2 separate regions of the Homo sapiens genome follow, and region 2 is linked to region 1. Evidence: chromatin contacts called from ENCODE Hi-C or POLR2A ChIA-PET data. All regions are on one chromosome and are shown on one strand. Each heading gives the region's core, a stretch centred on a gene start or an enhancer-like site at or near the end of the contact. The rest is flanking DNA. Distances are from core to core; before and after follow the strand shown. Region 1 overlaps FEZ1 (fasciculation and elongation protein zeta 1). Region 2 holds the start of STT3A-AS1 (STT3A antisense RNA 1).

Region 1 (3,220 bases), core at 434-2,933:
ACGCCTGTAATCCCAGCACTTTGGGAGGCCGAGGTGGGCAAATCACCCAAAGTCAGGAATTCGAGACCAGCCTGGCCAACATGGTGAAACCTCATCTCTACTAAAAATACAAAACTAGCCAGGTGTGGTGGCAGGCACCTGTAATCCCAGCTACTTGGGAGGCTGAGGCAGGAGAATCGCTTAAACCCGGGAGGTGGAGGTTGCAGTGAGCCGAGATCAAGCCACTGCACTCCAGCTTGGGTGACAGAGCGAGACTCTGTCTCAAAAAAAAAAAAAAAAGTGAGCTTCTTAGCTTTGATCTAGAGCTCTGGCACTCACCACCTCAGGCTTCCTTGAGACTCCTTTGACAGCCCACTAGGCCCTGATGCTGGTTTTGTTGTAGGAGCACCTGACATCCAGCAGAGGGAGCAAATCTGACATCAGAGACCCTGGGCGGGGTTGAGGTTCTCTTGCATATCTTTTTTGACAAAAGACAAACAATTCCTTCTCAAATTGCACTGCAAAGAATAAGAAAATATAATCCCCTTGGATTTATTCTCTGCTTTCAGTCTAAAGGAGAAAAAGCTCCCCAGGATTCCTAAATAACAGAGAAGTTTGTAGTGTAGGAAGAATCTAGAAGTTGGGATGGAGAGAAATGTGGGAAAGTCTTACTTTTAAAGAGACATTCCCTAAAGAGGGGTAAGAAGTTCTGAAACAGTGACGTACCAGTGACCATGAATGTTTCAGAGAAGGTCAGATTTGCAGTGTGTGTCTTAGAGAAAGGCTAAATCTCAACCCAGAGGAAGCATGTCTTCTGTCTCAAGCCCCCTGCATGCTGTTTGTCTTGCAGTATCTGAACACAGTCATTCCTTACGAGAAGAAAGCCTCTCCTCCCTCAGTGGAAGACCTGCAGATGCTGACAAACAGTGAGTTCCTCTTGTTCTCAGCCAGATCAGTGGCTCCTTTTTCTCCCTTCCTGCCTGTACGTTGTACCTCCGTGCCGCAGGCCCGAGACTCCTCAAAGCAGGTTTACATGGGCCAAAATACCCTCCAAATTACTGCGTCACATCCTCCCGCACAGTGTAAAATTAAAATACTCTGCAGTGATAACCAGAGCTGTTTTTTCTTTCTCCTGGTTCCCATAAGGGAAGAGGCCTGCTGGGGGAAAAAAAAATGAGCTGGTGAAAGAGGTTGGGGTGCTGGTGCAGGGGACTTTTTGTTTTCCCCTGCAGTTCCCAAGGCTTGGCATCCTCTGCCTCCCTGTTCTCTCTCTCCCTGCAACTTGAGGTTGCCTGGTCGGCACTTGTGCCCCTTGAAGCAGGGCGCCTGGTCTCTGGGTCTGGCTGTATTTTTAATGAGAAGCAAGGTTTCTTGGGTGGGGTAAGGCTGACTGGAAAAAATAGAGTCCAGCTTTCCTTCCAGGAAGTGACTGCCTCCTCTCCTCCACTTTGCTCTATTGTCAAATATTAATAAACATTCTGAACTATGAGGGAAAACAGTGTGTAACAAAGAGCCTTTTGTAGACAGTAACTGTTTATATACATCAAACAGTACGACCCCCAAAGGGCTGGGGGGCACATGGTGTTAGCCATCAGTGTCAGCTTGGCCCTCTTAGGACGAGAAAAATCCTAGGCTGAGATGTGGTGACAGGCCCAGAGGATCACGAGGGAAATTCCATTTCCTTGGCAACCGTGCCCTGCAGAGAGTGACAGCTAACGAGGCCCCGCCCACTGCAGCCTGTTCTGGAGGGAAGGGGCCAGTGCGGGGCTACTGGATACCCAAGGAGAGGGGAAGTTGAGCTTCTGTTCAGCTGAGGAGGATGGATACCTGCTGGGGCCTGGTGCTGAAGGTGACCAAACGTTTCATTTTTTGTCAATTTGGAGAGTGAAAGCAGGAGGTTCTGGCAAACAGAAATCCTGCCTACATCATGCCTGCATCAATAGACACTGTGTCCTTGAGAATCAGGAATTTTAAAATCAAAGTACAGTGACTTGTCCTTAACTCATTGTAAACTCCTTTATTTGCATAAATATGCACTAAGTTTCTTTTTTTTTAAGGGAGAAAATAGAGATGAACTGACATTTATAGATGTTTGTGTTTTCACACAAGTTACATTTGGAAAGTAATTTGGACAAATTATGAAGGTTGATATATGTAAAGTATTCTATCATAGCTCAAAAAAATAAATAGCTATTAATTTGTTGCAGATACCCATTCAGGAATTCAGTGTGAAATCTTTTCATTTTAATTAAGAAACAGACTTTTTTCTATTTTGAGTGGTTTTGTTTACATTTTTTAAGTTCATTAAAAAAATTATAGCTAGAGTATATCCATCATTTAGACTACTTTGGAAATAAGGAAAAGCAAACAAAGAAAAATAAATAACTCATTGTCTACTCCACTATGGTTACCATTTTGGTGCTTTTCAGACTTAATATTTTGTATCTTTTCTATATAGTTGAGATTATACTGGCTGTAAAATTTTGTGTCATGATTTTAGTCACATTAGTTAACACTTTGTTAATGTTCTTTTTATGGCTATCTCTTCTATCATGTGGATATACTACCTTCCAACATTTTATTGCTTTTAGAAAAAAAACCTGCCATCTTTTCTGAATACCAATTCTCCTGTAGGTTATGAAGCCTCTCTTTTTTGGCAGATCCTCATATGAATTTGTGAACAATGCCTCTTCTCTCTTCTACTCTTTGAACTAAGTACATAGGCCAAAGACCAGCTCCTGCGACTAGCCAATCCTTGTAAATTTTAGATTTTGGAGATTAATTTAGATACGTATTGGCAAGAGCAATTATTGTATTTTTACGTGATCTTCGTGGTGTGGCATTTAGTCTGCTTATGCTCAGTTGCAAAGTGTTCTTGACAACTAAGCTGAAATGAAGGCATGTCTAAAAATGCAGAAAAAAATAAAACAGGCCGAGTATGGTGGCTCACGCCTGTAATCCCAGCACTTTGGGAGGCCGAGGCGGGTGGATCACCTGAGGTCAGGAGTTTGAGACCAGCCTGGCCAACATGGTGAAACCCCCATCTCTACTAAAAATACAAAAAATTAGCCAGATGTGGTGGTGCACGCCTGTAATCCCAGCTACTTGGGAGGCTGAGGCAGGAGAATCGCTTGAACCCGGGAGGCGGAGGTTGCAGTGAGCTGAGATCGCACCACTGCACTCCAGCCTGGATGACAAGAGTGAAACTCCGTCTCAAAAAAAAAAAAAAACCCAGAAGAAA
Region 2 (3,317 bases), core at 588-3,087, 140 kb before region 1:
TTTCACCATGTTGGCCAGGGTGGTCTGGATCTCTTGACCTCATGATCTGCCCACCTCAGCCTCCCAAAGTGCTGGGATTACAGGCGTGAGCTACCACGCCCAGACCTACTTTTTTAAATTACAAGGTGATCAAGAGCTAAGTTATAACGACTATAACAAAGGATATGCAACACCATTCAAGATGTTTTGCTTTTATTCTTTTTGACTGACACATAATTGTACATATTTATGGAGTACAGTGTGACATTTTGGTACATGTATATAATGTGTAATGATCAAGTCGGGAAATAATTAGTAGATTCATCACCTTATTTTTTTTGTCTTAGGAATATTCAAAATCCACTCTTCTAGCTATCTGAAAATATACAACAAATTGTGTATTTTTGTTGTTAATTATACTCCTAATAATAGTTATCCTATAGAACACTAGAATTTATTCCTATCTAGTTGTACTTGTGTATCCCTTAACAAACGTTTGTCTATCCTCCTCCATGAATCTTTTTTCCCACTATTATTGGAATAAAGGAGAAAAACAAAACAACAACAACACTGGACTAGGTGGAAGGCATATAGAATGCTAGCCCCAACACTGAGAAGTCAAGCATGTTCTCCATAATTAACTGTCCCAGAAGAGCAGTTTAGAAATGTGTTTAAGTATAGTCCCAAAGGGAAAGCTTACTTTGCAACTAAAAATAAAGGCCTAACTACTCCAGGAGGTCAACAATCCAGCCATATCTCTCAGGGTTTGCAGCTGTTTTCTGGAATGCCTGAAATAGGAACAAACTTAACACCACTGCGTTGATACGAGCCACACACCAAAATGAGACTGCTAGGATCTCTACTTGAAAACTTGAGTAAACGAGCTAGTCATTGAGGGCAGGGCCGTAAGGGAGATTTCATCTCGTGCTCTTTGGTCACTTTCGCACACCGCCAAGCAAATAAGAGCAAAGACACCTTTCTTAAAACACTTACCAACCTGCTCTCCTCAACTGTGCCCTGCAAGCTGTGGCATCTCCTGCCACCCTGCCTCTAGTTTCCCAGACTGCAATTTCCCCAGCCCCGTTTTCCTACACACGTTTCCACACCCTCTCACGATCTTTTACTCTCTTCTCCCTTCCGGTCGTTCCAGCGGGTCCCACCTCCCTCTTCTTCCCACCCTCAAAGAACTGACCACCTCTGATACCCCTCAGCGCGGGACACTCATCACCCCAGCATCCTACGCGCCTTCCCCTCCATAACTAGTCCCAGGACCCAGTCTTTCCCACGCTCTGTTCTCAAGACCCACCTTACCCTCCCTCCCTAGACCTTCGCATCCTTCCATCCAGGAAGCCCCCACACCACGCCCCACGCCCCCTCCTCTGCAAGGCCCTAAGCTCTGCTCTCCACCCCCATTTAGAGTTTTGCCTCCTGCACTTCGTTCAGCCCCATCAACGCCATGGACTGCACCTGCCGCTGATTTTCAAGTTACGTTCTACGGCCTTCTCACCTGGCCGGCTTTCCTAAACGATCCGCGGGGCTCCCTCAGCCATCCGTTCAGCGGCGCACCCAACCCTGGCAGGAGCCGGGTCCGCCTCCCGGACCGCTCCCCCGTTGGCTGGCTCCAGGCCAATAGGACGCTTCTGGAGAGCGATAGGGTCTCGGAACTGTCTGTCAAATCCGGAGGCGTAAACCGGGCCGCGATTCAAGTTTTTAATTGGTCATTACAGCTATCACTTAGCAGTCTAGAGGCAGGTCTGTATGCTCCCGCCGAGCTGTCATAGGCCGGCGCGTAGGAGTCAAGAGCGCGGAAAGAACGTGCCCCAAGCAGTTTGGTTGAGGGCCGAGGAGTGACGTGTCGGTTTGCGGACCCACGGGGAGTCGCAGTGGGAAGGCGCGGCCCACTGACTCCCGTCATGTGACAAGAAGCGGAAACTACGCTGAAATAGGCCCTTGCTCCAAGTCCCAGTAACTCGGAATGCGGAGCCGCTCGTCTCCCGTCTTTTTTAAGGTAGAAATTGTTACCTAATACAAGGTGAAAGGAGAGGAGGGAAGCATTTTCTACCTATTTATTCTCAATTAAAACTCAAACGCGGACTGGTCCAGACAGTTCGTCTTTTGCAGGATGTGCCTGATAGTTGACTCGAGCTTTTACTGTGCCTTGGTAACTGCGATGGACCTGGGAACCTTGACAGAGTTCACAGCCCCTGGTTTTGTGAAAGAGCGTGCCTAGGCCTAAAGGGGTTGTCGGGGCTAAGCTGGAAGCATTTCTACTGCCAGCTGAGACAGCCACCGCCGCGGAGGCACAGCCCTCCCCAGCAGCAAGCGGGCTTCCTCGGGAGACCGGGAGGCAGCCCGGCCATGCTTAGTCAGTTCAGCCCTTTGTTAAAATACCGGCCAGAGAGCCGCTCTCCCTATCCTAACTTGCCTCTCTTCTCTCGCACCCCACGCGCTCCCCGACCCCCAATAAGTTTGCTGAGGGCAGAGAAGGGGACGAAGTTTGAGCAGCAATTCCATCATCTCAGACTCGCACGTGTACACCTTTATCCTCAGGCACTTCCACTCCCTGCGCGCCTCGGTGAGCCAAGGCTACACCAGAGAGAGTGGGAACGTCTCGCAGCTCTTCGAACTTGTTGCCTCTACCACTCACGCAGTTTCCTATTCTCCCATGAACGGAACCCACCACTTATTGAAAGGTCATTATTTAAATCACTGCTTCAGAATCACATGCATTTTTTTCAAAATCCACATGACCAGGCTCGCCCCAGGACGTTATGATTCAATAGATCTGCTTTTTTTTGGTTTTGTTTTTAGTAGTAAGTGTTCGATGTAATTTTACTTTAACAAAAGGAAACTGAAGCTGAGCCTGAAGGAATTACAGAACTTGGAGTAAATGCTTCTTCAAAATACGAGTTTTGGTCGGGCGCGGTGGCTCACCCCTGTAATCCCAGCACTTTGGGAGGCCAAGGCGGGCGGATCACGAGGTCAGGAGGTAGAGACCATCCTGGCCAACATGGTGAAACCCGTCTCTACTAAAAATAGAAAAATTAGCTGGGCGTGGTGGCGCGTGCCTGTAATCCCAGCTACTCGGGAGGCTGACACAGAATCACTTGAACCAGGGAGTCGGAGGTTGCAGTGAGCCGAGATCGTGCCACTGCACTCCAGCCTGGCGACAGAGCTGGACTCCGTCTCAAAAAGAAGTTTTTTCTCTTTAAAAATAAAAAAGCGGGGAGGGGGGCATTAAAATTAGAAAGATTGTGTTCAAGTTTCTTTTGTTTTTTTTTAAGTATTAACCTAAGAATATTAAGGCCGGTCGCGGTGGCTCACGCCTGTAATCCCAG

Evidence for each region. A loop is a pair of places that touch in the nucleus more often than their neighbours do. ChIA-PET counts read pairs that join two places held with the same protein, here RNA polymerase II (POLR2A). Pooled maps may share reads with other maps.
Region 2: a map of aorta shows a loop between it and region 1 (2.1-fold over the local background). The contact joins the promoter of STT3A-AS1 here to the enhancer-like site in region 1. A Hi-C loop is called at or near these places in 1 of 168 maps with a recorded cell type or tissue (aorta) and 9 of 50 pooled maps. POLR2A ChIA-PET finds 5 or more read pairs at or near these places in 1 of 52 experiments (WTC11).

The regions. Positions count from the first base shown.
Region 1 is chr11:125,450,019-125,453,238 of GRCh38, reverse strand. It overlaps FEZ1 (fasciculation and elongation protein zeta 1), which reads left to right. Exons shown (of 10, transcript NM_005103.5): 8 at 830-905. Among named protein-coding and RNA genes, the nearest start is that of FEZ1, 45 kb to the left of the region's middle. RefSeq lists an enhancer at 1,708-1,827. Within about 2 kb of position 1,683, at least 13 of the 41 ENCODE cell types and tissues checked have a DNase peak (open chromatin) inside an H3K27ac peak, as active enhancers do.
Region 2 is chr11:125,591,088-125,594,404 of GRCh38, reverse strand. STT3A-AS1 (STT3A antisense RNA 1) reads left to right here and starts at 1,837. Exons shown (of 4, transcript NR_132372.1): 1 at 1,837-1,987. It overlaps STT3A (STT3 oligosaccharyltransferase complex catalytic subunit A), which reads right to left and starts at 1,553. Exons shown (of 18, transcript NM_152713.5): 1 at 1,487-1,553. RefSeq lists enhancers at 1,687-2,281, 2,399-2,568.